Linked DNA regions of Homo sapiens: all the other regions are linked to region 1. Evidence: chromatin contacts called from ENCODE Hi-C or POLR2A ChIA-PET data. All regions are on one chromosome and are shown on one strand. The core of a region is the stretch at or near the end of the contact, and the rest is flanking DNA. Distances in the headings are between cores, read along the strand shown. Region 1 holds the start of MCM3 (minichromosome maintenance complex component 3). Region 2 holds the start of GCLC (glutamate-cysteine ligase catalytic subunit). Region 3 overlaps ELOVL5 (ELOVL fatty acid elongase 5).

Evidence for each region. A loop is a pair of places that touch in the nucleus more often than their neighbours do. ChIA-PET counts read pairs that join two places held with the same protein, here RNA polymerase II (POLR2A). Pooled maps may share reads with other maps.
Region 2: a loop to region 1 is called in a map of CD8-positive, alpha-beta T cell, with 5 times the contacts of the local background. The contact joins the promoter of GCLC here to the promoter of MCM3 in region 1. A Hi-C loop is called at or near these places in 4 of 168 maps with a recorded cell type or tissue (B cell, CD4-positive, alpha-beta T cell, CD8-positive, alpha-beta T cell and 1 more), 5 of 37 single-sample maps with no recorded cell type and 14 of 50 pooled maps. POLR2A ChIA-PET finds 5 or more read pairs at or near these places in 1 of 52 experiments (activated CD4-positive, alpha-beta T cell).
Region 3: a loop to region 1 is called in a map of naive thymus-derived CD4-positive, alpha-beta T cell, with 21 times the contacts of the local background. The contact joins the enhancer-like site here to the promoter of MCM3 in region 1. A Hi-C loop is called at or near these places in 1 of 168 maps with a recorded cell type or tissue (naive thymus-derived CD4-positive, alpha-beta T cell) and 6 of 50 pooled maps. POLR2A ChIA-PET finds 5 or more read pairs at or near these places in 1 of 52 experiments (Panc1).

The regions. Positions count from the first base shown.
Region 1 is chr6:52,282,600-52,287,131 of GRCh38, forward strand. It overlaps MCM3 (minichromosome maintenance complex component 3), which reads right to left and starts at 2,143. Exons shown (of 17, transcript NM_002388.6): 1 at 1,998-2,143; 2 at 695-807; 3 at 54-262. The coding sequence starts at 2,075. RefSeq lists enhancers at 2,021-2,100, 2,421-2,620.
Region 2 is chr6:53,543,124-53,547,655 of GRCh38, forward strand. It overlaps GCLC (glutamate-cysteine ligase catalytic subunit), which reads right to left and starts at 1,978. Exons shown (of 16, transcript NM_001498.4): 1 at 1,373-1,978. The coding sequence starts at 1,522. RefSeq lists enhancers at 662-1,403, 1,242-1,301 and a silencer at 1,522-1,951.
Region 3 is chr6:53,299,053-53,303,584 of GRCh38, forward strand. All of the region lies in intron 1 of ELOVL5 (ELOVL fatty acid elongase 5), which reads right to left. Among named protein-coding and RNA genes, the nearest start is that of MIR5685, 24 kb to the left of the region's middle. RefSeq lists an enhancer at 2,281-2,330. Within about 2 kb of position 2,164, at least 18 of the 41 ENCODE cell types and tissues checked have a DNase peak (open chromatin) inside an H3K27ac peak, as active enhancers do; they include Panc1, where a contact is called at or near this core.

The DNA of each region.
Region 1 (4,532 bases), core at 893-3,392:
TCCCCATCTCCCTGTCTATTCATTTCCTAAGCGGCCCCCTTTAACCCACTTACATTTAGTGACAATGCCCTCCACACAGACCACACAGCTGAGGAAGCAGGAGGTAAGAGTCCGCGGGGAGACGTGCTTGGAGCCAAAGCTGCCTTCCAGTCCTACGTAGAACTCCTCATACTGCTTGGCATAGGTAGCATCAATGGAGGCCACAAAATCCTTTAAGGCCCGCTGGAAGGCAACCAGCTCCTCAAAGGCATTGTTCAGAAGCCTGTACATAAGCAAGAGAAAGAAAAATTAGACTGGGCAGAACTCAAAAAAATGGATCCTCAAAACAGCAGACATTCTTAGATCATTAAAAACAATGAGAAAATCCAGCTTCTGCTTTCTCCTATAAGTCTCAGTAAAACACCATCCTATAAGACTCAGTAAAATACCAGAACTAAGGACCAACTTCACCTCAACTTATCAAAGATATAAAAATGATATTCAGCTAAACATTGGAAGGAGGGGCATTTGGGAGGAAAATGCCAACCACCCACTTTTTGAAAAAAAAAAAAAAAAAAATAGGTGCAGGTGAGCTACGAGGGCTTGTAGATCAATCCTGTTTCATACAAGTCCTCTCCTGAGAGGCTGTTCCAATCTGGCCAAGAGGGAAGGGAGCCATTCTCACTGACAGCCAGTATATCCCCTTGCCTCTCACCGGTTAGCCCTCTTCTCGTTTTTCCTGCGCAGGTCATTCACATTGACAATCAGCCGGTATTGGTTGTCACTGATCAGCTCCCGAACTTTGCTCTGATAAATTCCCTGGTCTTCCTGCAAAACAGCCACCACATATCACCATAGCCACAAATTTAAAAACAATGTTTCTAAACAGAAGTAGTTCTCATAGCCAGATAGCTAAGTCAATCTCTGCAGCAGAGCTGAATCCCCAGTAAGTATGTGCTCATCAATTTCTCCCTTTCATTCACTGTTTTTAGATTCGAAATAACACCCTAAGAGGGGACTATAAGAATTATAATGACTTCCTCAAGGTCCATGCTGTTATTCCCATCATCATGGACAACTTTTCTGCATGCTGTAATTTCTGTCTTTAGTGGAGAATTAAAATGAGCTCATGAGAAGTCTAAATGGACAGTAAGTGCAAACTTTGTTAAAATGTTAAGTTAAACCTAGCAATGTGAATGTTAAAGGTAACAACGTGAATAGATGGATATGTTGTTTCACTGTAGTAATCATTTCACCATGTATATCAAAACATGTGCACTTCAAATATATACAATAAAAATGTAAATAAAACAGACTCTTAATAGTCACATTAAAATGGCTTTTCATTTAAGAATTATGTAAAAAGTAATATTTTTTCCAATCATCTCTATAATACGGAAAGGGTTCTCATACCCCGACCTAAAGGAATAGAGAATCTCAGCTATTTGGTCACATCATCAACCCTTCAAGATGGTTTTTTCAACATTCTATGGCTTTAAGTCTTGGGTTGCACATAAAATCCCCTTGGCCTGCACACAAAACACTTTTTATCTGCATCTTAGTTGGTATTGAAAAAGAATGCAGCCGAATTATGGAGTCTTTTCCTCCAGGTAAAACGTCAGTCCCTAAAATCTGAGCACTCTGCAACGCGGCTGGTCACTATAGCCCTAGGGCAGCCCCTCCCCCACAGTCTCCTCAAATCAAGAGAGAGCAGTGAAATGCAAAAGGCCGAGGTGGGCTTTGCCAATCTGCTTGCACTTAATGGGAACCTGTCGCCTTTTGCGCGCCCGGACCATCGCTTGTACTTAAGAGAAAGCTGGCTTCCTAAGAGTTCACTTATCGAACACAAACTAGCGAGTCCGGCGTTGAGAAGTTACAAGATTGGGGCTGGAGGCTCGGGCCCGGCAGGCTCCGCTGCGGCACACGGTCTGGAGGTCTGGCGGGCCTCTGGCTTCCCGGCCGGGCCGCGTCCGCAGGGGCTCCGAGCGCTAGAGCCCGCGCGCCGGCGCCTCCCTCACCTCGTCGTCCAGGAAGTCCAGGTAATCTCTCTGAGCCTCCCGCAGCTCCACATCGTCCAGCACCACGGTACCCGCCATGCCCGCTGCCAAAGAACTACCTCCACCAAAGTCGCGTGGAGGTTCCCAGGATGACTCCACCCCGGCGCGAAAACTTCCGAACTCTTCCCGCCACCAAAGGTTACCTCGAGGAAGAGGCGGGGACCTTGGGAGCATATAAGCATTATGATTGGCTGAGTTCTCTGAGGTCGGACTAGCGACTGTCCAATCAAAAGCTTCTTCTTCTTCGGGTTTTCCGCTGCGCGCCCCGCGGTGGCGGGAAACGTACCATCCGGGATTCTCTGTTCCTCCCCTCCCTCCGCCTCACTCACTGACGAGCAAACTGACCAATAGGGCTGAGAGGAGGCTCACAGAGGCTGGTCATTGAGCAGCTGGAGGGGACAGGCTGGCGAGAGGGAAAGCATTGCGTTCTGGGAGTTGTAGTGTTCTCCCTCCTTTCCGGATGTTTTTGCAGGGTTTTTCAAGCTGCAGAACTTTTGACCCGATGCAACGACCAAATTCAGAGGATGGTGCTTTATAACGCAGGGAGATGAAAACATAAAAGCAAATCATTTTTAAGATATATCCAAATCAGAACTGCCCTCCAGTGGCATCCTAGTGTAAAAGTGGATTTTGAGAATCTATAGGATAGAATATAGAACTACAGTACCTTAGGGAAAGATTAGTTAAAAACCCATTTGCTATCTGATACCGTTGCCTGACGAACTCCATAAAGACATCGCCGCAGAGAAGGATGAAGTGAAAAAAAAAATCTGTGTTTACCCTGCCCCCTAGAGACTTCATCGTGTGTTATACAAATTTTGGAAACCGTTACTACTCCATCTTACTTAATAACAGGTAAATTAAAGGCTTTCTGGTCTTATAAAAAGATCACAAGATCCTTTTAAGTAACTTAGCTTACTGAACGATCAGCTCAAGAGGGGAAAAAGTGTTTCACGTCACTTTGATTAAATATCAATCAGTAACTAACAGCAAATCTGAAACCATAATGACTAAAAGATCATCGCACGTCCAAATTTGTATGTTTGTTTTCAGTCCGTCGTGGTTGGCTTTTTCTTATATTTCTAGTTTTATTTTGAGATATAATGTATATACAGTAAAATGCACAAATCTTAAGTGTACAGCTCAGTGAATTTTTACCTGTGCTTACACCCATGTAACCACTCTGCACAATAAAGAGCAAGCCCATTGCCCCAGCATGTGTTTTTAATTTTACTGAACAAGAAGCTGAAATACTGGATTGCCCAACATCAGACATTTGATAATTCTTTATCTGAAATTTCAGCCAACTATTAGCTTATGTTTTAAAGTCTTCAGGACTCACTATGTACTGATAAATATTCTAAGAATAATCTGCCTAAACAAAATATATAGGCCATCTATTTGTGTGGGTATATGTATTTCTAGTTATTATTCAGTTTATAGTTACTGTATGTTTTGTGCCATCCTAGTGGGCAGATAAATCGATCCTTAGCCAAAGCAAAAAGGCTGTCATTTGACTGCTTGCTTTTATGTTTATTAACGGGCAAAAAAAAAAGAAAATTCTAGAATAAAGATACTGTTTGCCGTTATATAGCAAGAGGTAATTACTGATTTATTAAGACTTTTTACTCATAACTCTTATTTTATGAACTTATTGGACAGAGTACTGAGATATCCTCTGCTCTGGAAACAATTTGAAATTAACACTAAAAGAACCGGGAAGCTTAGTTCAAACTAGCAAAGAAGTCGAGTCATTTGTAGTAGAAAGTCCAAAAGAGTGGAAATCTGAAAACCACATCTTTGATTCTCACACTTTTTTCTGGGCTTGTTTCCTTATATACAGTATAAGATGAAGAAACTGAATTAGAATATCTCTGATAATCTGTCTTACTCTAACATTCCATGAGCTAATGGCAAATTTGGAAACTATGTAAAGACAATTCTATTTAATGAATTAATCATGCCATGGTCTTTGATAAAGACTTGATTTGTCCCAATATAATCATCTTCAGCTGTGAAGGACACACCGCTATTTAATTGGTGTTTCTCCCTTCTTTCATTAGGGCATGAAATCTTTAAGCAGAGGAAATGTATTTCCTTTGTTATCCCCGACACCTGCAAACTGCCCAAAATCAATCAGGTTGTTGCTACAGAAAAATTAGGGGCATTTGTACATATCTCATAAAAAGTCCAGCTGAGCTTAGCCCGTAGTCCTCCTCTATCCTGATTCAAAATTAAAAAGCACATATAATCTAATAAAGTAGTGTATCTACAGTTTCCATACTTGGGTCACATTCCTGCTTTCCTCCATTTCAATTTTCTTTCCACCCTAGACTTTAATGGACTCAAGCCCATCTCCAAGGCTGCCTAAACGCTAGGGGGCTCCCTGGAGAGCAGAGTATACAGGAAGAGAATGGAAAGAAAACAAGATTGCAAAGAGATTGCAAAATAGATGTAATACTGCCATTTTTCTATGTCCTCAGGGTCCAAAAAATA
Region 2 (4,532 bases), core at 728-3,227, 1.3 Mb after region 1:
CTGATGCCAACTACACCAGGCACAAGGCTGGGCTCTAGGAAAACAGAGGTGAACAAGCATAATGTCCCTGCCCAATTTCGTCTTACATTTTCCTGTGACACACAATACAAAAATGAATATACAAAATGGCAGATGCTGTAAAGAAACTATGAACTTTACAGTAAAACTGAAGAATCATCACCAAAACACATGCTGTGCTTTTTCTGTTCAAAGAAGTGTGACAAACCACTTTTTGTAGAAATGTGAATTACTAGTCATCATACTTTCCTAATTTAAAACAGCACAATTTCTTCAGCTGTAGGAGGTAGAATCCCAATCTTAGAAAAAAAAAAAAAACTAACTTTTTGAAAGGAGATATTCTGCACTGGTGTAACAGCACGTCAGCACTTAGGCCAAGATTGATAACAACACTGGCCAAAAGATAAACAATTTACACAGGTGGCAAGCCATCTAAGGCAAAAGCTAAAAACAAAAACAGAGATGGACTTCTCAAGAAGTCATTTAATGTGTACTGCATACACACGTAATTTTCAAAAACAGAAAGGGAAGGCACAAAAAGTTTTGGCAGATGACACTAAATCAACAGTTTTAACATTGCTGCATTCCAGATCATTCCAATAAACAATGGTTCAACCTACTGAGAATCTAGAGACATTTCATCTCTAGGCAGAACACTGGTTTGTAAAGTTTAGTTGCTGGACCTAGGCCATGGAAAGACACAAGCAAATCCTAATGTTGAAACTCTAAATGCATTCCCACTTAGAATTAAACAGGAAAGGGAAGGTTCCTCCCCCATGTAGGAAACTGAGCCGTAATTTACTGGTTTCAATTTATAGCTATGAAGTGTGTGTGTTTTGGAGGGGAGGGAAGATGAGAAGTTGGAGAGGTTTAAGGAAAAGACACCTGCATGAGGTAGGGCAGAAGTGGACATCCTGAAGACCTGATTTCTAAAAGCAGCAGGCCTACTAGGAAAACTTAAATCTCTTTCATATTGACCGCAAAAGCGAATTTTGAGCCTGTAAGGTGGATCATGGTAGTTGCCGGTCTGCAGATACACTAGGTTGAAGACTCGCAGCACCTAATGTCACTTTTTCATGCTCACGCCCTCCCAGCGCCCAATCCGTGTTTATGGAATGAAGGGGAAAACCCAAAAGAATGAATGAACAAGAAAGGAGTCTAGTCAGGAGGATGGCCCTGGACGCGGACTAGGCGAAAGCAGGGACGATGCTCCCGGGGCCGGGAGGCGCTCGAGGACCCCCGGGCGCAGTGGAGAACGCGGACCGCGATAGGGCCGGGGGCGTAGGGCAAGACAAAGGCAGCGCGGGCGGCCAGACACGGGTGCCCGGCGGGGACGGGGACCGCGGGCGCTCACCTCATCGCCCCACTTGAGAACGTCCTTGTGCCGGTCCTTGACGGCGTGGTAGATGTGCAGGAACTGGAGGATCCCGTGCCGCCGCACGTGGTCGGCATGGCGCTTGGTTTCCTCCCAGCTCAGCGGCGAGCCCTGGGACAGCAGCCCCATGGCCGCCCCCTCCTCCTCCTCCTCCTCCTCCGGGCTGACGGCGGTCGCCCGCTCCGGGCGCGAGACGGACACTCAGCCGCCCGCAGAAGGCGGCTGCCGCTCCACCCCGCGGGGGCGCTCTCGGGCCGCAGTCGGCGGAGGGAGGGTCCTGCCCGCTCCGGCTCCCCGGCGGCGGCCCCTGGCGCCCAGGTGACAGACCCTGGGTCCGACGCACCGCGCGGAGGCGAAGGCAGAAGACCGAGAGCAGGCGGGACGGCTCTCGGCCCGGCGGCCTCGCCCTCCCCGCTGCTCCTCCTCCCGCTCCGATGCGGCGGCGGCGGACCCCACGGCCGCGCTGCCGCGGCGGCTCCCGCTTCTCTTTGCCGGTCTGGTGCACTGGCTTCTTCCTACTTGTGACCAAAACCTGCGCCGCCGCGGAGCATGCCCAGTCTTTGCGTCCGCTAGCTCGCCGCTCCTGGGCGCGATCCTGCGCTCCAGGTTTTATAGACTACGGGCGAAGGCGGGGAGAGGAGGCGGTGCAGCGGCGGAGGCGTGGCCTGAAGCCCGGTGGGAACCGCGGGGGCTCAGGAGGCGTGTGCAAGGGTGATTGGGTCGCAGTTGAGGGGAGCAGCTCGCGAGAAGGGGGCGTGCGGTCGGCCTCGCTTTACGCAAACGCGACATATCAAAATGCATTTTTTTTCCTAATCAGAAGAGATAAACTTGGGATTCGGGAAGAAAGTTGATTATTTGAATCAATGACGAACTCACCATATTATGTTTTAGTTGGACAGGGCCTCACACTTAGAGTGAGAGCGGCAGAATGTGTTGAGAAAAGTATTAACATGGTAGTGAAGTGAAACAGTTCAACTCTAGGCTCCATCACTTACTGACTGTGAGACTTGGGACGAGTTCTTCCCATATCTGCATAAAATTAGATTAATTCTATCTTTTATAGATGTCGTAATTATGTGCATAGTGTACATGTGTATAGTGTTGGCCAAAAAATTGACCTGGTTATTAAGAGGAATCAATTTGTCAACATGTGTAAATCATTATTCCCTACTGTCTTGATTAACTGGTGACCTATGTTCTCTGGATGGCACGGACACCATTTATTGCAAAAAGTCTCCAGACAGACCATATGAGGAACCATCTCCAAAAGTTTATCCTCCATCTAAACCTAAAATTCATCCCTTAAGTGATCAAAATGACGTTCTTGTGAGCCTACCGTGGGGTGGGGTTGAAGATAGTGGGAACACCTAGAGTTGGCCTTATCTCGGAGGGAAAGGAGAGGAAGGAGGTACCGTGCCCCCAAGTGATTGTTTAATAAATATGTGTTGACAGAGCAATGACCTGTCAGGGGAAAAGTGAAGGCAACTAGATCATACATGTACCTACCCAGAAAGTGTGTATTTATCATACCCTCTTCCCTCGCACTACAGAGTTAACATTTAGTAAGCACTTATTAATTGCTAAATGAGTGAGTACATGATAGCAGGATTCTCTTCTCCCACAGCCTTCATATTGGATGTGCCCCTCACAGGGCTTGGGGGCATGAATACCCAAGGTCTGGCTGGGATTTCCACAATGGTGTGTGTGTGTGTCTGTGTGTCTGTGTGTGTGTGTCTGTGTGTGGTAGGGATGTTTGAAGCTCAGGAGAAGATGTTTCCATCCTCATCACACAGGTGGGATAGAAATCAAACCACATTCTAATTTTTCCACAGCCTTTTCAACAACCTCCTTTGCCCTCCCACCAACCTCACCAGATCTGTATATGGTTCTGGCACTCTGTTGTTTTTCCTGCTTGAAATTCTCCATCTGACACACTCATGTTCATCTCTTGAGTCACAGTTATTCCTCTCTGTGTTTTGGTTGCATTCGTACATTAATGATAGAGTCATTTTAAAGATAGCTCCACACTAAATAGTGAATTCCTCTGGGGCACAGATGACTTATGCCTTTTGTACCTTTAATTCTAGAAAAGTGCTTGGTATAGAGTGTGTGCTTAATAAATGTTAGCTTCTCCGTGAAAAGCAGGTAGTGGGAGAGGGGGAGAAACAGTGTTTCCCATGTAGGTAAGACATCCAAGGATCATTGGGTTATTCTCATAATGTCATCTGACATTCTCATAGACCTGCATTGTTCAACACGACAGCCATCAGCCACATTGGCCAATGTACATTTGAAATGTGGCTAACATGACCGAGAAACCAAATTTTCATTTTAATTTAATCAATTTAAATGTAAATTTAAAAACTGATATTCCATTCAGTTACTGGAAAACTTTTAAGTAAATTTGAAACAAGTTGGAAATGTGAATCCATTTTTGACTGTAAATTTTATGAAATGTAATTACAGATCAAGTATTTCCAATGAAAACTTAGTGGCCCAGATGTGTTGTGAGTGTAAGTCACACACCAGATTCTAAGACAGTAGAATAAAAAGATGTAAATATCTCATTAAAAGTTTTATATTGATTACATAGCGATATAGCATTTTGGAAATTTTGAGTTAAATATGATGTGGTATGTTATTTAATTTACCACCACCCCCACCCACTTTTATTTTTAATTTTAAAGGAGGCTACTGAAAAATTTAAGATTACATATGTGGCTCTCATTCCACTTTATTGAAACAGTACTGATGTAGACCTTGATTTACACTTTGCAAAGCAGTTTTCCCATACACCTGCTGCACACCATACACTTTTCCCATGCACCTGTTAGGAATCATGGACCTGGGCGGTTCAATAATAGACTAAATTCTAGTCTAGCCAAAGCCCTACGCGACACTGAACCTAGTAAGAGTTTAACACTGTAATTGGAGTTACTCTGTCCTAGATCCCGGCTCACACTCACATAAGGGACCTCCCTCACCCTATCCTACCCCCCCGAATTCTGAACCAGCTCCCCCAGCGGGGGTCCCAGAGCTTTGGACAATCCCAAAAAGGGCGCCGGCGCTGCTGCACCACAGGGCAGTTATGCCCAATTTAAACCTTGATCTCTCAGTGTCTTTAGCCTTTTCTGTTACA
Region 3 (4,532 bases), core at 914-3,413, 1.0 Mb after region 1:
GATAAACATAAAGGAGCATACCTGGTGACCTAGAAAAAATGAGACATTCATAATGGGGAAAAGGATCCAGATATAGTAAAGCAAAAACAAAATCCAGTTTGCAAATGAGCAGACAGTAGAATGATGATATGAATATAAGCTGAATATATGTTCAAAACCATGCTGTAACAAAATTCAAACAAAAGTATTCTGAGATCAAACAGGAGGAATATGTCTAACAAAAATAAGGGAATCAATCATTTCACTTTTTAATTAGATCTTTCAGAGGGCTGTAGTCAGGGTCAGTTTCTATGTAATGAGGAAATAAAGAAGCTGGAAACAAGAGTGAAGAAATGTTTCAAAGTGAAAATACAGATTGGTGGGGCAGGAATGGAGAGGGTAACAGTAGTGGCCCCGGAAAAATATGAAGCCCAGTAATTGCGATAAATGACCTATTACTATAAGGACAAATGCCTAGGACATAGTCCAATTTGAGAATCTAGGCTAACATCACGGCAACAGAAAAGCAGCTTGATTAAACATAAGGTAAAATTTCAGTCCAAGAGTACTGAACCAGCAGCAGGCTACCAAAAGAGACTGTGGAATTTAGTATTTGGAGATATTGAAGAATCCTGTTACAAGCCATCTGTCCCAAATAATCTGAGTCTAAACCATCTTGAAGAGGCCCTGTGGAAGCTGGCAGGCACAGGAGCACTCTTTCATCTTTATAAAATGAAATGTGTTCTCTACAAAAGCACACGCAAGAAACGATTTTTGTCAGAAACGGTACATCTGTTCTTAGACTGCATTTCTTCTCGGCTTGAGAATTTTTCTCCTAGGTTTGCAGAACTTTTCACAATCAAACTTAGGAATATATTGAAAGAGCCAACAAAACATTCTCTAAAAGAACAGATACATGTGGGGAAATGATAATAATTTTCAAATTATTGTTCCTGCTTATTGTTTCTGAAATGACTACAGTGAAAAGGGAGAAGGGGCAGGTAGAGGTAGGCCCTGGACAACAGGCCCTAATCAGGAGAGTCCTGAGCTGTGGATCCCAAGCTTGATTTTGGGCTGGACTCTGGCATGTTCAGTATTTCCCCCAAACTCTCCCCTACCACACCCACAATTGGATATATACTGTAATCTTCTCAGGCAAGGCTGTTTGTTTCTGCACAGGTTACTAAGAGACACCTTCACCAAAAGCTTCATCATTTACTCAATACAACCTCATGTTTGTCAAGGCAGCCCCATAACTAGTGTCCCTCAATACCATGTACTCATTTTTCATTCATACCACACACCGAGTGCCTACCACATGCTAGGCACGGAGACCTGAAGGCCCTGGGATTGCAGGCTGGTGAGAAAGACCATAAACATATATTAATTACAGACAGAAACACACGTACAATACGATATGCAAAATAACTGTTAGCAAAAAAAATAAAGCAGAATAAAGGGGCTGGAATCATGGAGTGGGAATTTATTTTGGAAAACATAGAGAAGGCAGCCTGAGAAGGTGGCAACAGAGCAGAGCCTGAATGGTGACAGCAAGCCACACATCTACCAAGGGAAAGGGTGGGTGTTCCATTTAGAGGCACAAATGAGCACAATGGCCCTGGGGTCAGGGCTAGGCTGGCATGCACAAGGACCAGAAGCCATGACAGGAGTGGGCAGCACAATGGGAGGCCTTCTGTCCTCCACTCCGTCTGGTGCCCAGGCCTTGCTCAGCAGTAGACAGAGGTCAGTCATGAGAGCTTTCTTGAGACCTTTCAGAGAGCTTGTGGCCAACGGGCTAGGAACAGAAGAGGGTGCCAATCCTTATCTGCTCACACTGCTACCATCTCCTAACCCTCCTTCCTGCAGCCCTCCTGCCAGCAACGTGCCCTTTTCATTCCCATCTTCCTTGCTGAGCCTCATCTGCTATGCCACATGAACAGTACAAAGGTCTCAGCAAATGAATTCTTCATCACCAGGCTAGGCTGGCCTGCCCTGTTAAGTAAATTGGGCACTTGCTGAGTGGTCTGTGGGCTGAGCTATACTCTTTTGTACTAAAGGAATGGGAGGCACAGGGCTATGCAAAAGTCTTGACACTTTGCCTAGTAATCTGGATTTATGGGAACGGCATGACCTACTTTGCACAAGATGCCCAATCACACTGCCAGGTCTGTGGTTGGCCTCACTGGTGCGGTTTCCTATCTTCTGAGCTACGGTGGGCCAATGACATAACTTCTCAATAACCCGAATCACACTACAGGCAGCCTGGGTGAGCTGGGTCAAGTGGGAACACAGCTGCTCTGTACAATTGTACTAGCAGGGACCAAGCCCAGGCACTAGGCTCCATGGAAAAGGAGCTTTAGTCCTACATGCAGCAAAAGAATAAGCTATTCTTTGATCTGGCTGGTTCCCCACACACTGACAGGAAAATGGACAGGGCTGGGAGTGGCCAGCACTTCCCAGGAAAAAGACCACGCTGACACCAAGCCAAAGCATCGATTCCCATCCTCTTTAACCAGGAGTCTCTGACCTGCACTCAACCTAGGGGGCTTCCCAGAATTACAGGTTACAACAGGGAGTAGTAACAGGGCCCAGTGAAAAAAAGTCCCAATGAAAACAGTCTTCCAAAGCTATTCACTAGTTCAAGAGCCACACACAGAAAATAATGACAGTAAAAATGGATTACGGGCAGGTAAATTAGAACCAATTTTAAAGAATTCCTTTTTAACGCACATTTTCCAAAAGACACTCCTAATTTAAAAAGCCGCTTCCCATTATAAGATTCTGGAGTGTTTTTGGTAACCATGCAACTATATTATAATTGTGTCTCATTTTAAGTATCTCACTACAAAAAACTGACTGGAGCTGACCATTCTCTTTATAAACTACCCTATATTTAAAGATACAGCTGAAAGGAGCAAGAGAGTGTGAGGGAGTTCAGCACACCTTCGTCTGACTCACCCCCACCACCATGGATCAGTTCTGCGCTCCTGGCTAGTTCCCTCCCCATGTACTATACTAAGTGTTGTAGAATTTTAGGATCCTTGGGCCTGAATTCGAGAGAAAGACTGGAACTACCATAGCCTGGAATACAAAAACCTGGAAATACTAACACGAGCAGAACAAAGAACAAAACCCAAAGCCCTAAAGAGAGTCCTGCTCATGTGGAAAATCCATCTGTCCACTGTTCAACTCCCTCCAGGGGCAAGTATATGCCCAGGTGAATCACGTGTGGGAGGTTAAGTCAACATCAGTGCTCACTTTGAACTAATAATCAAACTAGTTGCTAGAAGCATGTTTGAAAAAAGACACTACAATAAGCTTTACAGCAAATCAGTCCCCCTCCACCTCCTTTCCACTTGGCTCCCAAGGACAACAGAACATGAGGGGATGGGGGTAGGTGGCAACAACGGAAGGAGGTGGTTGGGGTTAATGAGGAGAAGGCACAGTCACAATTCTCAAGATGAAGTACGTCTCAAGGAGAGTGCAAATATTAAGCATCTTGGCCATTTCTACCTGGGGTAGGAGAGAGTGACAAAGCTGCCCAGCAAAGGAAAAGTACTGGGATCTTAAGGCAAATCTGTTTTAAAAGGTATCAAGATTTTTAAAAATATACATTATAGTAAAGAGTTGGTATAAGAATTATATTAAAGAAAAGTTTATTTCCTAAACCCACAACCAGGCTGTTTGCTGACTCTAAAACAGTAAAGATATTTTTAGGGCCAAGTCTTGGTTTGTCTGGCTTCTAAGGCAGCAGTCAGCTTGCTTTGAAAGCTCCCTTTCCTGTGGTATCAGTCAAGTCACATTCCTTTTGATTTAAAAACGTTTAGCTATTGTCTAGCTTAACTTCATCATATCCTGCTTTACTTTTTTTTTAACGGTTATTGTTCACCTAAAAATGAGTCAGCTGAGTTTACAAACCCATGTGCTGCAAGGAATCAGACTGAGATTTCCTTGCATTTTCTCTTCTCTCATTCCCATCCATCACTTTTATCAGTCAACTCGTTAACGTTAGGCAGGCATGGGAACATTCTTCAAGTTGGCTGCCAGTTACACAGAATGAAAAATTAAATGGTGCTTTAATTTGGTAGTCACAACCCTGATTCTAGAATTTAAAAAGATTTTTCTAGGTTGGGAAAATCAGTTCCCAAATAAAACCACACCTTGCTGAGGAATGTTAAAATTCAAAATGTCGTGAAGACCATAAAGGAAAGAAGATCCAAGTACTAACAAGCTTTAGAAATGAAAGTAACTTGACGACAGAATTCATGTTAAAGTGTTGGCATTTAAATAAATGATAACTCTGGATTAAATCTTGGCTCAAAAATATCTACCGCACCAACAGTGGTACATCTGATTGTGTACTGTCATCCTAACACTCTGAATCTATGCTTATTCTCTTTCTTCCCCCTGCAGAATTCCTATACTTTCTAACCTCCATTCTAAGGAAGTAACAAACTCTTGTAATTCTCTGATAAAGTCATTTTTCCTGCCATATATCATACACGAAGGCAAAAAACACAGCTCTATTTGGGGTTTTAGATGAGTAACTGCAA